4 separate regions of the Mus musculus genome follow, and regions 1, 2 and 3 are each linked to region 4. A link is a loop called in an ENCODE intact Hi-C map of the cell type or tissue named here. Cell type or tissue: heart. All regions are shown on one strand.

What was found. Peaks named below come from ENCODE experiments on the same cell type or tissue, not always from the same donor. Only the 100,000 strongest peaks of a DNase experiment are listed, where the experiment ranks them.
Region 1: it touches region 4 in a loop (2.3-fold over the local background); 3 of 42 quality-filtered maps call a loop at or near these places.
Region 2: a loop joins it to region 4, with 2.4 times the contacts of the local background. A loop is called at or near these places in 2 of 42 quality-filtered maps.
Region 3: it touches region 4 in a loop (2.4-fold over the local background); 4 of 42 quality-filtered maps call a loop at or near these places.

What each region holds. Positions count from the first base shown.
Region 1 is chr16:93,765,197-93,770,196 of GRCm38, reverse strand. Dop1b (DOP1 leucine zipper like protein B) reads right to left here. Exons shown (of 37, transcript NM_027293.1): 17 at 4,659-4,759; 18 at 3,881-4,071; 19 at 1-803. Among named protein-coding and RNA genes, the nearest start is that of 2310043M15Rik, 27 kb to the left of the region's middle. In heart, a CTCF peak has its summit at 3,061; a DNase peak (open chromatin) is centred at 3,051.
Region 2 is chr16:93,829,257-93,834,256 of GRCm38, reverse strand. Morc3 (microrchidia 3) reads right to left here and starts at 2,136. Exons shown (of 17, transcript NM_001045529.3): 1 at 1,909-2,136. The coding sequence starts at 1,947. It overlaps Gm30881 (a long non-coding RNA gene), which reads left to right and starts at 1,165. Exons shown (of 3, transcript XR_876266.3): 1 at 1,165-1,406. In heart, no CTCF peak of the experiment used is centred here; DNase peaks (open chromatin) are centred at 1,366 and 2,066; H3K4me3 peaks cover 2,152 bases; H3K27ac peaks cover 1,432 bases.
Region 3 is chr16:93,876,234-93,881,233 of GRCm38, reverse strand. No RefSeq gene overlaps it. Among named protein-coding and RNA genes, the nearest start is that of Chaf1b, 5.2 kb to the left of the region's middle. In heart, a CTCF peak has its summit at 1,899 (motif pointing right); no DNase peak of the experiment used is centred here.
Region 4 is chr16:93,708,109-93,713,108 of GRCm38, reverse strand. Dop1b (DOP1 leucine zipper like protein B) reads right to left here and starts at 1,202. Exons shown (of 37, transcript NM_027293.1): 1 at 1,041-1,202. It overlaps Gm41501 (a long non-coding RNA gene), which reads right to left. Exons shown (of 3, transcript XR_876265.3): 3 at 3,477-4,401. In heart, a CTCF peak has its summit at 2,103; DNase peaks (open chromatin) are centred at 1,408 and 1,968; H3K4me3 peaks cover 2,116 bases; H3K27ac peaks cover 1,165 bases; H3K27me3 peaks cover 445 bases.

The DNA of each region.
Region 1 (5,000 bases), 57 kb before region 4:
GATGAGGGCCTCCTGGTGGCGTGCCAGGAGGTTGGAGATGAGGTTGAGGTGCGCGGTGGAGCTGGTGTCTATGCCCGTCCTGGACACAGCCTCAATGAACTCCTTGGGATTGGTCTTAAGCACGGCCTCCAGTACGGAGAAGGCATACAGGACCCTCTGGGAGTCGTAGGGCTGCAGGTAGAGCAAGATGTGTTTGAACAAGGCCTCGACTGTCTCCTGCTTCTCCCTCTGCTGCTTCAACAGCCTCGATGTGGTGATGGCTTGGAGCTCCACGTCAGCCTCCTCGTCACTGGAAAACGACTCGGAAGCCTGTGTCTTGTCTGAGTCTGCTCGCACCAGGCTTAACCTGGCATTGGACCTGGGGCTTTCTGGCTGGAAGGCTGCCAGCAAGGCCGCTCGCTTGGAGTATGCCCTGCCCCCGATGGGGATCGGAGCACAGCAGTTTTCCTCGTGGCTCAGGTCCTGCAGATCGTGGGAGGGAGATGAGAAAGTGGATGTGTTCTCACTGTCAGTGTGGCCAGAGCTCGTGTCTGCAGACTCTGTGTGCTCACTGCTATCCCCGCCACCAGAGGTCATCCTGTCTGGAAGGTCCACATAGTAGGGCAGGTCTTCCTCACTTAGATCACTTCTTGGTGGGCATTTCTCTGGTTCCTTCTCTACTTCAGCCCAGATGGCTTCTCGATCCACGGTGGTGAACTGTCCTCGAGGCAGGCGTTCCTCAGGGGCACCCTCCTGCGGCTCAGATTCACCACACGCCTCTTTGCACGTGGGCTTCTTCCTGTTAAACCAACGGTGTAAATCCTCTGGAAATCACAAAATGACAAAGGACTTTAAACCAGAATTGCTAGAGATGACAAATTAGCTCTGAGGTGATCGTTGGCTTAAAGGAGACAATGCCCACTGGAACTGTATCAAGTCATGGGCAAAACAGAGACAGAGCATTGTAAAATTGTCCTTTAGCTGGAAGAGGTATCTCAGTTGGGAGAGTGTCAAGTTAGAGTATGGAAGGCCCTGGGTTTGATCCCCAGCACCGCATAAGCTTGGGGTTGGTGCACTGGGCACCCGGCTCTTAGCAATATCCAGGGATTGTGAGCATTAGTTACACTTTGGAAAAACATAAGTGATTTTTTCCCTAGGAATTCCCTCTTTGGAAATGTATTCCACAGAAACATCAGCAGGTTTCAAAGCTGTGAGGATGGGGCACGCGCTAGAACAGTATGTAGAGAAAATGGAGAGTGTGCCCACCCCAGAGCCACAGAAAGGGCGCAGGAATGGTGAGGGGCATGCCTGCACCTGACACGCCGCTGGGCTGTAAAGCTCGTGCCAATGCCCATGACTATGAGGTCTGTACAGGGACGTGAGAGGGAGCATCCAGCTACACAAGGAGCCCACTGGAGAAAGTGCCCAGCTCACACAGCATCTGCCACCCACCAGCATTGCCCAGCTCATCCGCTGACACTGTCGGGATCTCTGTGTAATACCTTTACTTCTGAATTTTTTGGAGGATTTTTTTCTTTTCTTTTCTTTCTTCCTTTTTTTCTGCGCATGTATGTGTGCATTCATGGTGTTTCTGTATGTGTTTATGCACTGTATGCTCAAATGTGTGTGGGTACATGTGTGTGCATGTGAGGAGGCCTGAGGCTGGCGTCTCAGCTCAGCACTCTCAGATATGGCTAGTCTCCCTAGGCAGCTTGCTCCAGGGACTGTCTTCTCAGTGCTGTCACCCAGTTGGCATTCCCGTGCCAGCTTGATTCACTTTTGTTATCATTTTAAACAGGAGCTTGCTAAATGGTCCAAACAGTCTCCAGGTGATGCCCCTCCTGTCCAAGCCTACCGAGTGCTGGAATTGCAGCTGTGAGCTCCTATGCCGCTACCTAAATTTTAAAACAGACACAGTAACACTTCTGCAATAAGAAAGTATACAGCACTTTTAAATACCAACTCTCTTTTAAATTTGATTTACATTGGTGTTTTCCTCCATGTATGTCTGTGTGAGGCTATCAGATCCCGTGGAACTGGAATTACAGATAGTTTCAAACTGCCATGTGGGTGTTGGAACTTAAACTTGGGTCCTTTAGAAGGGCAACTGGTGCTCTCAACCCGAGCCGTCTCTCCAGCCCATCAATTCTCTTTTTAAGAGAGGTGAAAATCCAAAGATTTTGATACTATGAAAATTCTTGGTAAAGTAGTTTTCAACAAGTCTATGCAGGGTGAAGAGAGGAAGGAACAGTGGAAACCAGAGACAGACAGCCTGAGCCAGAGACAGACAGCCTGCAAGCCAGAGACAAGACAGCCTGCAAGCCAGAGACAAACAGCCTGCAAGCCAGAGACAAGACAGCCTGCAAGCCAGAAACGGACAGCCTGTGAGCGCACAGTCCATAGCAGCACAGACATGGCAAGGCAGGCGGCACCTCCCTTTCTTCATTCTCTTGTACTGCCAGGGAGCAGCTACACTGGCACCAGGAAGGAAACAGGAAGTAATGAGGCAGTGGGGAGACAGAAACCGAAGAACCACACAGTGGGGCTTTTCTTTTCTTTTTTTTTTTTAAGGGAGAAAGAGGAGGGGCGGGAGCTGGCTGGCAGGACAGCTTGCTTGCCACAAAGCCTGATGGCTCGAGTTCTATCCTTGGAACCTGTACAGTGAGAGAGAAAAGCCTTCTGCCCAGGTGCCATGGCAGCATGTGCCCATACAGTATGTGTGTGTGGGGGCACACATCTGCACAGGTGTAATGGCACACATGTGCCCATAAAGTATGTGTGTGTGTGGGGGGGGCACACATCATGGCATACATGTGCCCATACAGTATGTGTGTGTGTGGCACACATCTATTCTCACACACATACAAATAAAACAAAAGACAAAAGAAATACTAAAGTATAGAGCTGCCATGCAGAGCATAATGAAGGTGTGTAGTGTGTAGTTCTCCAATCATCCCTTTTCTAGGCTGTGGAATAAATTCAGTCTCTTGGAGAAGGTAGGCCACTCCCCACTCCACCCCCACTGCAGGTTTGGGATGAGCCTTGCACAAAGGAGACTGTTTCCTTTCCCTCCACCCACCTTAGGGTGGCACTGTTGCTCCCCGTAAGACTAGGACAAACATAAGGGACAACTGACCAGATTTCATAGGAAGGTGACATTTTTAGTAACCGGAAACTGTCCCAGACTAGGGGTACAAATCTATGCAGAGGGGCTTCGGGGACTTCCATTAACAATGGTGCTTACACCCGGCACCACCCCTCTGCTAGGCAAGGGGCACTGGTGAGGGGGTTCTACTGTGCACTAGAGACACACATGGAATGTTTTCTCCTGTGAAACAATAGAGCATCCCTGTGCTTATTAAAATGTGGGCTACTAACCTGAAAGAGTGTATCACCTGGAGATGACACGTTCCCATCTTGACAGGATGCAGTGTGGTTTTCTAAATGTGCATTTATACCATGGGTGGTTAAACAAACCACACACACAACTCACCTTGCCATCTCTTTTATAGTGACAACATTTAGAATCTACTCCCACAGAGGTGAAGTAAGAGCAGAGGCTGGGTGAGGAAGGCAAGGGGACATGCTGGCCAGAGGGTATGGAGACTCTTACCTAAGAGGGTGAGTTTTTAGTGTCCTGTTGCACAGCAAGGTTACCACAGCTAATAATAATATATATTGCATGATTCAAATATTTCCTCTCAGTAACAAAGCCATGACTTTTCAGTGAAAACAGCAACCCACACCTACTGGTCCAAAGTGCTAATTCCTGTGGTGCTTAAAATGTGAATGTCCCCATCAGTTTCCAAGGCACAGTCACTCGTGTGAGCGGTGAGCACCCACAGCAGTGGGTGCAGCACCTGTTGCCTCCCCCGCCCCCCAGGACTGTGAGGCTGCTCACCGGCTGAGTTCTCCTGCTTGAGACACTGGATGGACGTCCTCTGGGTTTTGGGCTGGAGCAACAGCAGGAGCATGGGTTCGAGGATGCGGGCCACATCCCCGAGGGAGAGCGCTCGCACCAGCCAGCCCTGGGCTGCTGCACTGATAGCACCGTCTGTGCAAGCCAGGCTATCCAGGACGACAAACAAGGACCTGTGGGGAGAGATGCCACCGAGTTCCCACTCTGCCGCTCCTGCATGGCAGGCACCACGGCCTGCAGTAAGCTCCTGTGGTTGAACCAGATACCCCAGGGAGCTTCATCATACTGGCCTTACATACCAAGTGAGTGACAGGCTGTGTGCCTGGCTTCGTGGCTGTGCCTTTAGAGACTCAGTGGGCATAGGGCAAGGACAAAGCGGAGTCTAATTCACCAAAGAACACATCTTATGCACACAGGTGCTGATGCAGCAAGTGAAACCGAGCATGGGTGGCCTGATGAGGTCTGGGCCAGGCTCATCCCCCTGGGCGTCCTCTCATCTGGGCCAACTGCAAAGCCTCACAGGGATTCTGAGGAGGGTGGGCTCCCTCACCCCACCACACTGATGCCCCCGTAAGAGTCTCACACCGGGCTACATGGAATCAGAGGACCGTGGGTACTCTGTCCTCTGCAGCATGGACTCCCACGTATGATCCTGCTGGCTGCTTTGCTGCTGCTCCCACTGAAGCCTAATGCATGTCTAGGGGTCTCTGCAGTGCTCCCTTGGCCGAGGGTAGTGGGTCACAATGAAGAACCGCCTTACCTGTCAAAGGAGCGATTGTGGGACGTCACACGACTACCTTGGATTTCTCGTGTCAGGTGCCAGATCACAGAAAACCTAAACAGAGCTTCCAACCTTGTTCCCTGGATGAAGAAACAAATGGAGGGGCTTGGTTTCACCCTAATGCTGTGGGAGTCACCATAGGCTTCTCTCTCTCTCTCTCTCTCTGGTACTAGTGTTGAGCCCTGAACATGCCTAGCAGCTGCTCCACCCTACCCTCCCACCCTCTTTTAACCTTGTTTGCTTGCTTTATTTATTTATCTATAAATAATTCTCACACAAGGTCTCACCAAGTTGTGCAGGCTGGTCTCGAACCTGGAATTC
Region 2 (5,000 bases), 120 kb before region 4:
CTTTAGTGCCCTCAAGTGCTGGAGTTGAACTTGGGCCCCAGACATGGCGGCAAGTACTCTCCCACTGAAACACAGCCCAGTCCTCTTTCCTTTTTATTTTGAGACAGGTTGTCTAGGCTGGCCTTGAACTCACTCTGTAGCTCAGGCAGGCCTTGAATTTGTAGTCCTACTACCTCAGCCTCCACAGTGGATAAAATTACAGATGTACCACAAGGCCTGACTTCTTAGTCTCTCTTAAGAGCTACTTACCATCAACTCTGTATTTGACCTAGCATCCCTTTGCTAGGTAAAACTCTCAAATGTATTGTTGGGCCCAGCAAAGATCTGCCTGCTTGCTACCTGACCCCTCCAGCCAGTACTTCTGCAAATGTACTCATCTATGCATTTATTTTGTTGTATGATTTAGGACTTCTATAAGGCTGGGGATACAGCAACATAAAGAACATTTGCCTGGCAATCAGGAAGTCAGCCACTTGTTGGGTAACCCAAGACACACACTCACCACCACCGCCACCCCCATTACTCACAGGAATCTAAATCCTGTTCCAGGACCTTAGTCACTCATAATTGACACAGGATAATTTCTATCACTATCCTGGGAATAAGAACTCTTTTGGCGCCGGGCAGTGGTGGCACATGCCTTTAATCACAGCACTCGGGAAGCAGAGGCAGGCGAATTTCTGAGCTCGAGGCCAGCCTGGTCTACAGAGTGAGTTCCAGGACAGCCAGGGCTACACAGAGAAACCCTGTCAACAAACAAAAGAGCAAACAAACAAACAAAAGAGCACAAATTGCTCTTACAGAGGACCAGGATTCAGTTACCAGCACCCCATGGGCCAACTCATAACTAGCAGTGAGGGTTCAGAAGTCCTCATCTTCAGGTGCATAAGACACACACACACATAAACTGTGTGGGGGGAAACCGTACTAACAGGCAATTTAAAACAAAACATAACAAAAAATGTGAAGAATACTCAACCTCACAAAAAAAAAAAAAGGCAGACGCGATAAAACTAGGTAACACTTCATGCACACTTGGGGCTATCACATCCCAAATGACGGAAGTAGCCTAATGAATGGACGGAGACCTGCATTCTTGAAGAGCACCTACGGGAGGTGCTTTAACCTCCGGAAATCCTTACCGCTCGCCAACGAAATTACATAACACAGTAGTACCGCTTTTTTTGCCTTTGAGACAGGACTTCCCCTTGTCTCCCTAAATTGTCCTAGAATTTGCCTGCTTCGGTCACCCGAGCGCTGGGGATGCCAGGCATGGGCCACCGCAGCCATCCTTCAAACATCAAGGAAGTAACTTTCCCCGCTTAAGACCTCAGGGCCGGCAGAGAATAAAACTTTGCAGGAATCATCAGGTGAAGCCACGCCCACAATGTTTTGGACCCGAAAGTGTAAGTCCTTTTCTGCGACCACTCCCAGCCACCTCCAAAGGGTTTGCCACCAATGGGCTCGGCCCGAAAAGGCAGGGGCATGCCAAGCAAGCGGAGGAGATGAGTCCTAGCCTCCGCTCCTCCGAGCCGGGACCGACAGGGACGGACGCGTGCAGGAACCGCGCTGCACCGCAGCCCACGCCGCCCCGACGAGGCCCGGCGGCTGCTCCCGGGGCGGGCGGGTCGCGGAGGGCGCGGCTCCCACAACAGCTGTCGGGCGCCGCAGAGCCGGAGGGAGGGAGGGAGGCCGCCTCGGCTTGCCCCGAGATGCCGCGAGCGCACCGGCCGCGCGTTACAGCCGCTCCTCCGAGCGAGGAGACATGGCGGCGGACCCTTGGCCCCGCCGCGACCTCCCGGCCGCCGCGCCAGCCCTTGAGTCGCCGCCGCCCACTGCCACCTCCTGGCTGGCCCGCCTGCCCGCCCTCCTGGGACCCGGCCCGCTCCTCCCCTCGCGGCTGCTCACCGCGCTGAGGCGGATCCCGGTGGGTGGCTGCGCCGCCATCTTGAGTGAGCTACAAAGCCAGGACCGGCCTCGGCCGCAGCCCGACTGGGAGGCTACGAGTCCGCCGCGGGCTTCAACGCCCCGCCCACTTCCGGGGCGGAACCGACAACACCAGGCCACACCCACTCATTTCCGCCTCGGGCAAAGGCGAATTAGGATTCTCAGCAGAGGCTTGCCCGAGCGGGCCTGACCTGCTGCGCGCGCAGGACCCAGGCGTTGGGCGCATGCGTAGGTGAGCGGGCGGGCGCGAGCTCCTCGCCTCGCGTAGCTGGACCTTGAGATTGAAGATTGGCGCGAAGAATGATGTGTAGAAGCTAGGCAAACTCTGATGAAAATCGCACTGCAAAAGTGTAATCCATGGCCGCTGGTAATGATGTTACTGGAATCTTACAGGACAAAATGAAGAAAATAATTACTTTTTGGGTTTGCCTGAAAATCATCAGCTTTTATCCTGGTAGTGGTAGCGCACGGACACGTTAATTCAGTGTGTGTGGAGCCCGGTACTGCAGCGAGTAGCATGTAGAAATTAGTCAAGAAAGGGATGCTAAATAGTACAAGTAAAGAGAAGGTTAAAAGATTTGCAAGAGTATTTACTGCAGTCTTAACGATAGTCATATTTTTATTTATAAAAGTTCAGACGGGCAGTGGTGGCGCACGCCTTTAATTCCAGCACTTGGAAAGCAGAGGCAGGCAGATTTCTGAGTTCAAGGCCAACCTGGTCTACAAAGTGAGTTCCAGGACAGCCAGGGCTACACAGAGAAACCCTGTCTCGAAAAAAAAAAAAAAAAAAAAACAACAAAAACAAAAAAAAACTAAACAAAACGAAAAAAAGTTCAGTTCATCTTCTGCTGATAAACAATTTAGTATCCTTTATTATAGACCGCTGTCTATTAAACACTACAGTATGGGATGGATCCTCTCCTTTTCCTACACGTCAACTGTGTTTTCTCTTCATATTTTAACTGTAGGCTTGTAAAAACTTAAATACTTTTAAATTAATAAGGGGATGTAAAATTAAAACCTGTGGTATTCACTGTTTTTAAGAGTGAATAAGAGGCACAAGATAAGCAAAACTGGTGTCTAGTCTTGCAGAACAGGTGGCTGTCAAGACAGTTGAACCATGATGGCCGGTCAGTGAGCCGTGCAGTCAACCTAGAGAGTGTCAGCAGCCCAGGCTGCGCAAATTCTCCACTGAACTGCAAATAGCTTAGTCTAGAAACTCCCCTGTGGATTTGACCAGAGGTTTGTTCCCATGGGGATTCTAAATCTTGTCAAGTTGACAGGATTAACAAGCAGGTCAGCCTTGTTTTCCTGTTTCATCCGAGTCTGGTTGTCTTTGCGGGGAAAACAGTGCCTAGGGTGGGACAAATACTTGTTCATCAGGGAAGAGGATTCCCCACGGGATGCAGCTGAGGAAAGCCTGTCTCGCCACATTTTCTTGAGATCCACATAATCGCTTTGTTTTTCTTTTTGAAAGAGAGCCTCCTGTAACCCAGGCTGGTCTGCTTTGTACTTGAGGTTGACAAACTCCTGACCCTCTTGCCTCTATCTCCTAAATCCTGGGATTATAGATGTGAATCACTACCACACCTCCCTGCAGTATTTTGTTTGTTTATTGTTGTTAAACACACGTAAACTTCACCTTTTAAAGGTCAGATTAGGGGCGTTCAGTGTGTTCCCACAATGGAGGTCAATGCAGCCATCCATCTTCCACTCTCCCCTTTCGGCCCCTAATGACTACCATGCAACTCTGCATGGATTTAAGTGAAATCATGAAATATGTAGTGACACGTGGTAGGCTTTTTCTCTCCCTTGGTGAGGCAGATATAGGCCAATTTAGATCAGATTAAAAGTAAATAAAGACAGGTTGATTAGGAGGCAGCTCTTGGGTGGGTTCAGTGATCTAAGCCGCACATCCAGGGTAAAGCAAGGGGGTTTATGGGTCTTGTGCGCGGGGTGATGACGTCTGGGATTGTGCCTATACATAGTCAAAAAGACCCCGTGTGTGGGCAGCTCCCAGTCAGAGTGATGACATGTTAGTCTGGAGTTTTTTTCTTAAATCGCAGGGGGAGTTTTCTCTGTGTGGGCGGGGTCAGGGGAAGGAGGGCAGACAGGGTTTCCCAGGTTGTGCAGGGGCTGAGCAGGGGTTCCAGCCTAACAACTAGTTTATCAAATTTAGCGTAATGACTTCATATCAGGACATGTCTCAGAAATCGACTCTTTTTTTTTTTTTTAAGATTTATTTATTTGAGTACACAGTCGCTGTCTTCAGACACACATCAGATTCCATTACAGATGGTTGTGAGCCACCATGTGGCTGCTGGGGATTGAACTCAGGACGTCTGGAAGAGCAGTCAGTGCTCTTAACCTCTGAGCCATTTCTCCAGACCTGGTCTCGGCTTGTTGTTGTTTTGGGTTTTTAAAATTATCATTATTCTTTGTGAGAGTTTATTTCTTTTGTGCATGTGAGTGTTTTGCCTGAATGCGTGTCTGTGCATCACACGTGTGCAGTGTCTGAAGAGACCGGAAGAAGCTGTTAGAAGCTCTGGAAGTGGAGTTACAGTGGAGTTACAGATGATTTGCGAGCTGCCCTATGGGGGCTGGGAACCGGAACAGGTGCTCAGCGTGAACCGCCAGCGCTATTAGCCATCGGGCACCTCTCCATTCATGAATTCTGTTCGCTTTAAGAATGTGGGACTTGAAGCCGGTAGCGCACTCCTTTAGTCCCAGCACTCGGGAGGCAGAGGCAGGCGGATTTCTGAGTTTGAGGCCAACCTGGTCTACAAAGTGAGTTCCAGGTCAGCCAGGGCTACACAGAGAAACCCTGTCTCGAAAAAAAAAAAAAAAAAAAAGAATGTGGGACTGGAGAGATGGCTCAGTGGTTAAAAGCATTGACTGCTCTTCTAGAGGTCCTGAGTTCAAATCCCAGCAACCACATGGTGGCTCACAACCATCTGTAATGGGATTTGATGCCCTCTTCTGGTGTGTCTGAAGACAGCTACAGTGTACTTACATATAATAAATAAATCATAAAAAATTTTTAAAAATGTAAT
Region 3 (5,000 bases), 170 kb before region 4:
GAATGTATTCTTAGAGTTGTGTATTAGACTCCATTTCCTTATCAGGAGCCCAATGCTTTGAAAAGCCCAAGAGTTCATCAATTTTTCAGTCCTCATGGAAAAGTGGTTTGTCAGCTGCCTGTTCTGCAAATATGCAAATATGCTTGTGCTCCAAATGTCAGCCCAACAGTGTGACCAGTTAATCGCAGCAGGACTTCTGGAGAACGTATCATAGCTATTGCCTCATATGTGTATGTGTATATATGTGTGTGTACATATGTATATCAAGTATGTATGTATGTATGTATATATGTATATACATATACATATACACACACACTAGAATATATACAATATACTCCTATACATAGGAGTATATTAGTATATATGCACATAATATATATGTACTCTAATATATACATACACATATACATATGTATGTATGTATTCTAGAACTAATAGGTTCTTTCCAGGAGCTCTGAACAAAAAAATAAGATGTGTCCACTTGTGTAGTAGTGGTACCACTGCTATTTGGGCAACCATCACAAAAAGATGTGCCCATGTCTTAGTTACTTTTCTATTTCTGGCAAGAGACACCATGACTGAGAGCTAACTGGAAATGGTGTGGGCTCTTGAATACTGTTTGGCTGAACCGATCATGTAAAACTGTCTTTTTTTTTTTTTAAGATTTATTTATTTATTTAATGTAAGTACACCGTAGCTGTCTTCAGACACTCCAGAAGAGGGAGTCAGATCTCGTTACGGATGGTTGTGAGCCACCATGTGGTTGCTGGGATTTGAACTCCAGACCTTCGGAAGAACAGTCGGGTGCTCTTACCCACTGAGCCATCTCACCAGCCCATAAAACTGTCTTATATTTGGTTTTGCACCCACAGACTAATGCTACTCTCAGCTGCCTTAAGGAATTCTCTTTCCAACAATTGGTAGTGAATGCAGAGTCACGCCTCTACAAAGTTCAAAATAAGTGGCAGATGAGTGACCTGCCCTAAACCAGGCATCTATGCTATCCCCTCTACAGCTTAGGGGATATTGCAGGGATGGGGACTGCAGTGTCAGAGCTAGTGTGGTAAGAGTACTGTGGTCATCAGCTGTAACAAGTGTGCACAAGAACAGGACAGCCAGTAGTCAAGCAGAGTCAGGGTTGGGGTGGAGGCTCTGCAGGTACCACGCCTGACTGCTAGACTATTACTGTCAGGGAAAGAGGAAACCGTTACCTTTGCTTGGATAGTCCCAACCCAACGGTCACACACAGATGGCCCTGGATAGCTTAAATTCATCACAAAGCAAAACCAAAATGTGATCCCAGGAAAGGAGGTGGTAGGGCTGAAGAGGACTTGCTGAGGACATCAAGATGAAAACAATCAGAATCATTACCCACAGGTATGAATGACACTGCCAACAAGATTAGTTACGCAAGCTCAGTCCCAATCACGAGTGTAAAGTTTTAAAGTCTCTGTGAAAAACTCTTCTAGGGTGACAAAAAAACACACCCCGACAGAGTGGCATACTTCTTGCCTTTGTCTCTGTGCGTAGACGTGTGTGTGCATTTATGTGGAGGTTGGAGGACAACTTCAGTGTTGTTCCTGAAAGGCTGACCACCTCCCTCCCCTCCCCCTCTCAGACAGGACCTCTCATCACCCTGGAACTCAAATAGGCTGTGCTGACTGTGCCTGGGCTTCCAAGGACTAGGTGTCACACCACACCACACTACTCATGTCAAATGAAGAGCCCGTGAACTGAACGGACAGGAGACTGATTATTTCTTGAAGCCCATGGAAAGGAATGCAGTAGATATAACCTGTTGTCTTGTACAAGCACATCCTTTTATTTTTCACATTATTTTATTTTTTTAAAGATTTATTTACTATTGTATGTATGTAAGTACACTGTAGCTGTCTTCAGACACTCCAGAAGAGGGCGCCAGATCTCATTACAGATGGTTGTGAGCCACCATGTGGTTGCTGGGATTTGAACTCAGGACCTTCGGAAGAGCAGTCAGTGCTCTTAACCGCTGAGCCATCTCTCCAGCCCCTATTTTTCACATTATTTTTATTATTATTTTGGGGTTTTCTGTATAGCCCTGGCTGTACTGGAACTGGCTCTGTAGACCAGGCTGGGCTCACAACCCCTGTCCAGCATGTAAGCACATCTTGAAGATGGACTTCATCTGGATGATAAAATTTTTCTAGTAGACAAATCCCAGAGTTTCACTACTACAATCTCTTTGGCTTTTGATGGCCACTCAAAGCGTGTTACACAGAACCCTAGGACTATCTACAATTATTTATTTATTTATTATTTTTTTGGAGTCCTGCTTAATTATCAGCAGGTTACAAAAGATCCTTGTTTATGGTTTAGTGGTGGTTGCTGTGACAGCCAATTTGACTTTACAATTCCCCACTCAACTTCAAGACCAGAGCCATAAAATTAACAATGTAACCAAGAAACTTAATTCTGAGAAGCAATGGATGTAGTTACACTTTCCTTTCCACCAAGCTGACATTCAGAGTTTTGGGAAATGTGGTTCACACCTCCCCGCCCCCCAAAAAAAGAAAAACAAATTCAAGGAAGGATATAGGATTTCATATCAGGAATCCAGAGACTCTCATGTCAATGAATTCATCTAGGAGCTAACGTAAGTGTTTTTCCACATAGCTGCCTGGATGCACAAGGTTTTGGTTTCATTACAGCAGCAAAGAAGATAAGATAAGGAGCAGGCAAAGAAAAACAGAACAAAACAAAACAAAACAAAACAAAACAAAAAAACCCAGAAATACTGCCAGACAGTAGAGGTGCCAGACAGTAGAGGTGCACACCTTTAATCCCAGGCAGGTTGGAGGCCAGCTTGGTCTACACAGTGAGTTCCACTACAGCCAGGGCTGTTACACAGAGAAACTGTCTCAGGAAACATGAAACAAGACAGAAGGCAACAAACACTTCCATCCAAGGAGAACATCTGCCGCTTTTGCCTATACAGCAAATTAGAGAACCACTCATGTACTTGCTACACCAAGAGATGTAACTCGCTGCAACATCCTTTGAACATCATCCAGGAAAATGTACACACACTCTAACCTTATCAGCATTCTCTGCAAAGAATCCACACTGCACATGTATTTGAAAAGGAAATGTGGTATTTGTTCATTTGCAGGGTCTGACATATTAAAAGACAAAGCTGGGGGCTGGAGAGATGACTCAGCGGTTAAGAGCACTGACTGCTCTTCCAGAGGTCCCGAGTTCAATTCCCAGCAACCACATGGTGGCTCACAACCATCTGTAATGGCATCCAATGCCCTCTTCTGGTGTGTCTGAAGACAGTGACAGTGTACTCACATACATTAAATAAATCTTAAACAAACAAGACAAAGCATATGCAAGGCTGTTTCCAACCCCTACACAGCAACAGAAAACAATGAAGATGCACTGTGTTCCAAGGCCTCTTGTTGTCTGTCAGTGGAGTGATGCGTGTCTTGAACCTTCTCAAGGAGTGATGCTCAACTGTTACCAACACCTTGCTGAGAATCTTGTGTAAACGGAGACTCATATGCAGCAAGTATATGAATGTGTCTATTTCTGCAGCCACCTCAGGAATTCAATGGCAGTTGCCCTCAGAGCATGAGGTAGTCTTTGCTCCATACCATCACTCCACCACAATTCCCACAGGAGAATACTCTTGTCTCCCCTTCCTTGCTTGCTCCTTGAGTGTAGTGTTTGGGAACACTCATCAAAGAGCTATGGAACAATGGCTCATCACTGGTGGCAGCTGTGATTAACGAGGCAACCGTTTAAAATATGCTTTCATTGCTAGACACTATATTGCACTGCACACACCTATAATCCCACTCATGAGGCAGTTAGGTGGATCGCCACACGGTTCTAAGACAGACTGGCCTATATAATGAGTTCTAGATCAATCAGGGACACAAACCAAAAACAAAAACCCTGTTATTGGGTATAGCCCCCAAAGACTGATTGCAAACTTACCTTTGCAAGTCTAAAACCTCCCCAGAGGATTCCACCATGCAGCCAGCACTACGGGTCCCAGTGCAGGTCACGTTTAGGTATATCCAACAAGGCCAACAACAGCTATTACTGTGGGCAGCACAGGACTACTACCTTGATGCTGCTCTGTATAACCCAACTGTGTGGTTCTTGTGTGTGAACTTCATGGATGATGTCATGCCACAGTGTCAGAAGGCTGGCTGTGTATGAAATGCTCAAGGACAGAAGGGAGCTGAGATCCAAAAGGACACATGGATATGCAACACCATTTCTATTCTGTGTGGTCTCAGCTGTCACTCTGCAGCTGGCCAAAGTGGGTCTCGTTTGTAAAAGACTCGTCTGGCAACCTTCCTCGGGTTCTCTGGTAACTTGTGCACTGGAACAGGAAGAGCACTCCTCTAGCGTCATACATCTGGCAAGGTGTGCGCCGTTGTCTCCCATCACCGTTTAGCCTCTTTGTTAACAGGGCAAACATATGAAAACACTTCAAAGAACCAGTTTTGTGAACAAATTACTTTAGGAATTCTATGACTGATTTCTCATTAAGTCACATCACGGCCAGATAAAATACATCTTAAAGGGCCTAGACAACCAAAAGAAACATGGCATCTTCCAAGAACCTTTGTGTAAACATCCTCGAAACCTCCATGACTTACATAGATGCTGTCATCCAAACAAGATGCCCAGCGTACACACTTCCATACTGGGCTGGCACGAGGCTCAGTGGTAGAGTACAGAGCTCCAGATTTGTCCCCAGGACCCTTGAAAACAAGGAAACTTCTACTCTCGAGAGCAGTGAGCCTGGCCTTCCTGATGGAGCCTTTTTTTTTTGTTTTTTGTTTTTTGTTTTTTTGTTTTTTTCGAGACAGGGTTTCTCTGTGTAGCCGTGGCTGTCCTCGAACTCAGAAATCCACCTGCCTCTGCCTCCCAAGTGCTGGGATTAAAGGCGTGCGCCACCACGCCCTGCTGGCCTGATGGAGTCTTAAGACTTAAGAGAG
Region 4 (5,000 bases):
AGCGAACCCCTTCAAAATACGGGCATGGGGAATTACAACACTACACAGTTTCTGTGTCAGCTCTACACTGATTTCACTTACGAAACACACTGGAGTCCCACAAGGGACATTACTGCCGAAAGATGGGGATATTAGGGATTAGTGGTAGGCATAGGATTCGGGCTCAGTTCTGTTATACAATGGCTAGGTCAACCTCTAAACAGCCCCTCTCACAAGCCATCTCCAACACCTATTTTTGTGAGATACAACCGCAGTTCAGTGGGCTGATAGCGCTATGGAGGCTACAAAAGATAATACGCAAAGCCCTATGCACACGTGCACCCGATACCTTTACCTTGAAACAGAAAGCATTCGTAGGAGTGCTCTCGCCTTACCCATTCCTAATTTCTAAGCTCAGGTGAAGACGCAAAAGCCATCTGCTGGATCCGGAAGTCGGTTGTAAACATGCTTACAAGGAAGGAGTATGATGAACACAGTAAAAGCCGACAATCAGCAGCCTTCCTATTTACTTGCTGATAATGTCCCTGCTTCTACAGCGCATCAACCCTCTTTACCAACTGGCCCAGTTTTGAATTCGGTCTTTTACACTGAGATCAAATAGCACTAGAGGGGGGAAAAAAAGCAAGACACCTGACACTTCACAGGAATAGCTTTTAAAGGTGGGGTGTCCTCAACAACCCTACACAGGCTTCCCGAGATGGGGACTGCTGTCACCGGGTGAGCACCTCCTCCGCGGCTTATCCGCCGGCGCAGGGGCAGGCTGGCTGGTGCACGCCGGCTGCTGGGACACCATTAGGGAACCTGGAAGCCCTGCCCAACAAAGGCTGAGCTTCCAGAACGGCCCTGGGCCGGCTAGGCTGACAGCGGTGGCCATTCGACCTCCACCTGCGGCCCGAGGCCCGCTCGCACGGACCCTGCCAGGCGCAGAAGGCCGGGTCTGAAGCCCACACCCACGCGCGGCCGTACCCGCACTGCAGCAGACGCGCCACCGCCCGAGCTCTACGCCTCTGCCGCTCCGGGCCCGCGGGGACCACACTTACCGGCGGCCGCGGACCTCGGCGGTGGGCGTGGGACGGAGCCCGTCGGCTGCGGGACAAGGCGGCTCTGCGCTTCGGCAGAGACCTCGAAGGCGGAGGTATCGCTGCGCCTCCGCCCAGCTGCCGCCACTCCCGGGAACTGGGCGGCTGGGGGCGGGGCCGGAAGGCGGGACCTCGGGGGGCGGGACCTGGAGGCAGGCCCTCGGCGTGGGGCGGGGTCCTTAGCGGTGACTGGGAGGGGCCATTGTAGGCGGGGTCATGACGTTGCGCGTGAACGGGGGCGGAGCCTTAACGGTATGGCGGCGCCTCTCTCCTCGTGGGCGGGACTCTAGGCGTGTGGGCGGGGCCTTGGTGGCGGGGTTGGTTTGGCCTCTGCGGCGTGGGGCCGCGCCCTGGTCAGTCACATAGGGCGGAGAGCGAAAGAGGAGACTTGGAGGCGGAGGGGTTGGGGGAGGGGTCTGGCAGAGTGGGTGGGGCCTCGGTGCTCAAGGCGGGGCTCTGGACGCGTGGAGCTGCCAGTGGACCGATGGTGGGTGGGGTCTCTGAGGGCGGGGTTTTTGGGGCTGGAGGCTGGTCTAAACTTGGGGGGCCAGTGGTGGGCGTGGCCTTGCGATGTAGTCGGGTAAGGTCTCACATAAACAGGCAGGTAAAACCCTGGGCTTGGGGGGTGGGTATGGGGAAGGGGGCTGAGTATGGGGAACCTTTGGGATAGCATTGAAAATGTAAATGAGGAAAATACCTAATAAAAAAAAAAAAAGAGAAAAAAAAAAAAACAACAACAACAAAAAAAAAAAACCCTGGGCTTTCCGGACTCTGGGAGCAGGGCCTTCCCAGTGTCGTGCACCCTTGGGCTTTGCGTCAGGACCACACCCACAATCTTCATCGTGGGGTGGAGGCAGGAAGAATCCCAGGTAACAGGAACAGAAGGCTTGGGGGTTCCGGGTTAAGGTGTCCATGCATCCTCGAAGAGTGATGGGGTCTGGGAGCTGGCAGGATTCACTCTGACATTGACCGTGTCTTGATGACGCCAGCAGCAGCGCTGCCAGATGAAACAGCGCCTTCTACCGACTAAGGTTATTTCAGTGATAGCCTATTCCATGAAAATTTTAGAAAGAGCTATCTAGTGCTGGCTAGTTTTATGCCAATTTGACACAATCTAGAGTCAGCTGAAAGGAGAGAACCTCGATGGAGAAAATACTTTCATAAGATCTGGCTATAAGCAGACAAAACCTTATTTTCTCAATTAGTGATTGATGGAGAGGGCCCAGCCCATTGTGGGTAAAGACATACCTGGGCTGGTGGTTCTGTGTTCTTTTTTTTTTTTTTTCTTATTTTTTTTATTACATATTTTCCTCAATTACATTTCCAATGCTATCCCAAAAGTCTCCCACACCCTCCCACACCCTCCCCTACCCACCCATTCCCATTTTTTGGCCCTGGCGTTCCCCTCTACTGGGGCATATAAAGTTTGCCTGTCCAGTGGGCCTCTCTTTCCAGTGATGGCCGACTAGGCCATCTTTTGATACATATGCAGCTAGAGTCAAGAACTATGGGGTACTGGTTAGTTCATAATGTTGCACCTACAGGGTTGCAGATCTCTTTAGCTCCTTGGATACTTTCTCTAGCTCCTCCATTGGGGGTCCTGTGATCCATCCAATAGTTGACTGTGAGCATCCACTTCTGTGTTTGGTTCTGTGTTCTATAAAAAAGCAAGCTGAGGGCTGGAGAGATGGCTCATCAGTTAAGAGCACTGATTGCTCTTCCAACGGTCCGGAATTCAAATCCCAGCAACCACATGGTGGCTCACAACCATCCGTAATGAGATCTGATGCCTTCTTCTGGGGTGTCTGAAGACAGCTACAGTGTACTTACATATAATAAATAAATCTTAAAAAAAAAAAAAGCAAGCTGAGCAAGCCAGTAAGCAGCACCTTCCATGGCCTCTGCATCAGCTTCTGGCTCCAGGTTCCTGCCCTGCTTGAGTTCCTGCCCTGACTCCTTCAAAGGTGAACCATGATATGGAAGAGTAAGCCAAACCCTTCCTCCCCAAGCTGCTTTTGGTTGTGGTGTTTCATCACAGCAATAGTAACTAAGACACCATCCAAATCTATTTAGTAATTGCTTATAAAGCTCAGTGAATATTTTTTCTGGGAAAAATAGATTATATCAGATTCCAAAATAGATATATCCAGGAAGGCAAGTAGGCTAATCGGGTAAAGGCACTTGCTGCTCAGAGTTTGATTCTTGGATAAGAAAACCAGCTTCTAAAAGCTGTCTTCTCACACACACACATACACACACACACTAAATGTAAAAAACAAAACAAAACCCAGATGACAACCCTAACAGGAAGGGTTATGTAAATGGCTGAAGTCTGGTTCCCTAACTTTTATTCCATCCATCTGCTAGATACAAGTACTCTAGTCTTCTCAGGAATGGTTTTTATGTCTGGTCTTGAAATGGAAAGGGTGGGGAAGCAAAGAATTGAGCCAACTTAACAGGAAAACATTAATTTCAGTAAAGTTAACTTCCCAGTGAAGGTTTGATAAACTCTCATCTCAGAGCTTAGACAAAATGGCCAAACAACAATTGGCATGTTTTGTTGTTTGTTTTGTTTTGGCTTTTTGAGACAAGGTTTCTCTGTAGTTCTGGCTGACAGGGAAGTAGCTCAGTAGAGCAGGCTGACCTTGAACTCACAAACATCTGCCTCCTGAGTGCTGGGATCAAAGGTATGCGCCACAGCACTCAGCTAGGTTTTTTTTTTTTTCCCTTGACAGTCTTCAAGGTTTAACCAGCTCACAGCCCACTGAACAGAGGGAATTGAATTGTGTTATAGCAGTAATGAGAAAGCCCACCCACTTGGGCCAAACCTAACATATACAAATCTGTCACGGCACAGTGCCCTAGCTGGGTTTCCGTTGCTATAAGAAAACATGGTGACAAAAAGCAATTTTGGAAGAAAGCAGTTTATTTTGCTTACATGTCCCTAGCACAGTGTACCGTGAATTCAGGCCAGGCAGGAACTTGAGGGAGGAATTTGGAGACAGAAACTGAAGTAGAGGCCATGGAGGAATGCTGCTTACTGGCTTGCTCAGCTAGCTGTCTTATATTTTCCAGGATCACCTGCCCGGGTGGTGCCACCTCCAGGGAGCTGGGCCCACGTGCATCAATTATTAATCAAGAAAATGCCCACAGACTTGCCTACAGGCAATCTGATGGAGGCTTTTCTCAGATAAGGCTCCTCTTCCCAGGTACATTGACGTTTGTGTAACCAGCACATGCAGGCATTTAAAACCGTCTACATGTCTAGTATTTATATCCAGGGATGAAGGGGTTAAAGCTTGGCTGACTCAAAATTTGTAAGCTGTTAAAAAAAAAAAAAAGAAAAAGAACATCTCAATTTATAATCAAGATTGGCAATAAATATACAATATTAAGAACTGACAGATGGCCGGGCGGTGGTGGCACACGTCTTTAATCACAGCACTCAGAGGCAGAGGCAGGAGGATGTCTATGAGTTCTAAGCCAGCCTGGTCTACAGAATAAGTTCCAGTACAGCTAAGAGTACACACACACACACACACACACACACACACACACACACTCCTGGCTCAGCCCCTCCCTGCCGAAAAAGAAATAAAAGGAGATAGCTGGGGTGATGGATTATCAGGTAAAAGCACTTGCTGAATAAGAATAAAGAGCTGAGTTCAAATCCCCAGCACCCATGGAATGCTGGGCAGGCATAGCAGCCCACTGTGATCCCAGTAGTTTGGAGGTGGAAACAGAATCTTCAAGCAAACTAGTTAGCTAGCCTGTGGTGAACCTCCAGCCTTGGCCACATAGCTAGAATGAGGCTAGCCTGTGCTATGTGAGACCATCACAAAAGGAAAAGGAAAAAAAAAGGAAGGGAAAATGTACCTAAGGCTGAAACAGCAGTATCTCAAGTTTGATACCAGCTTGAGT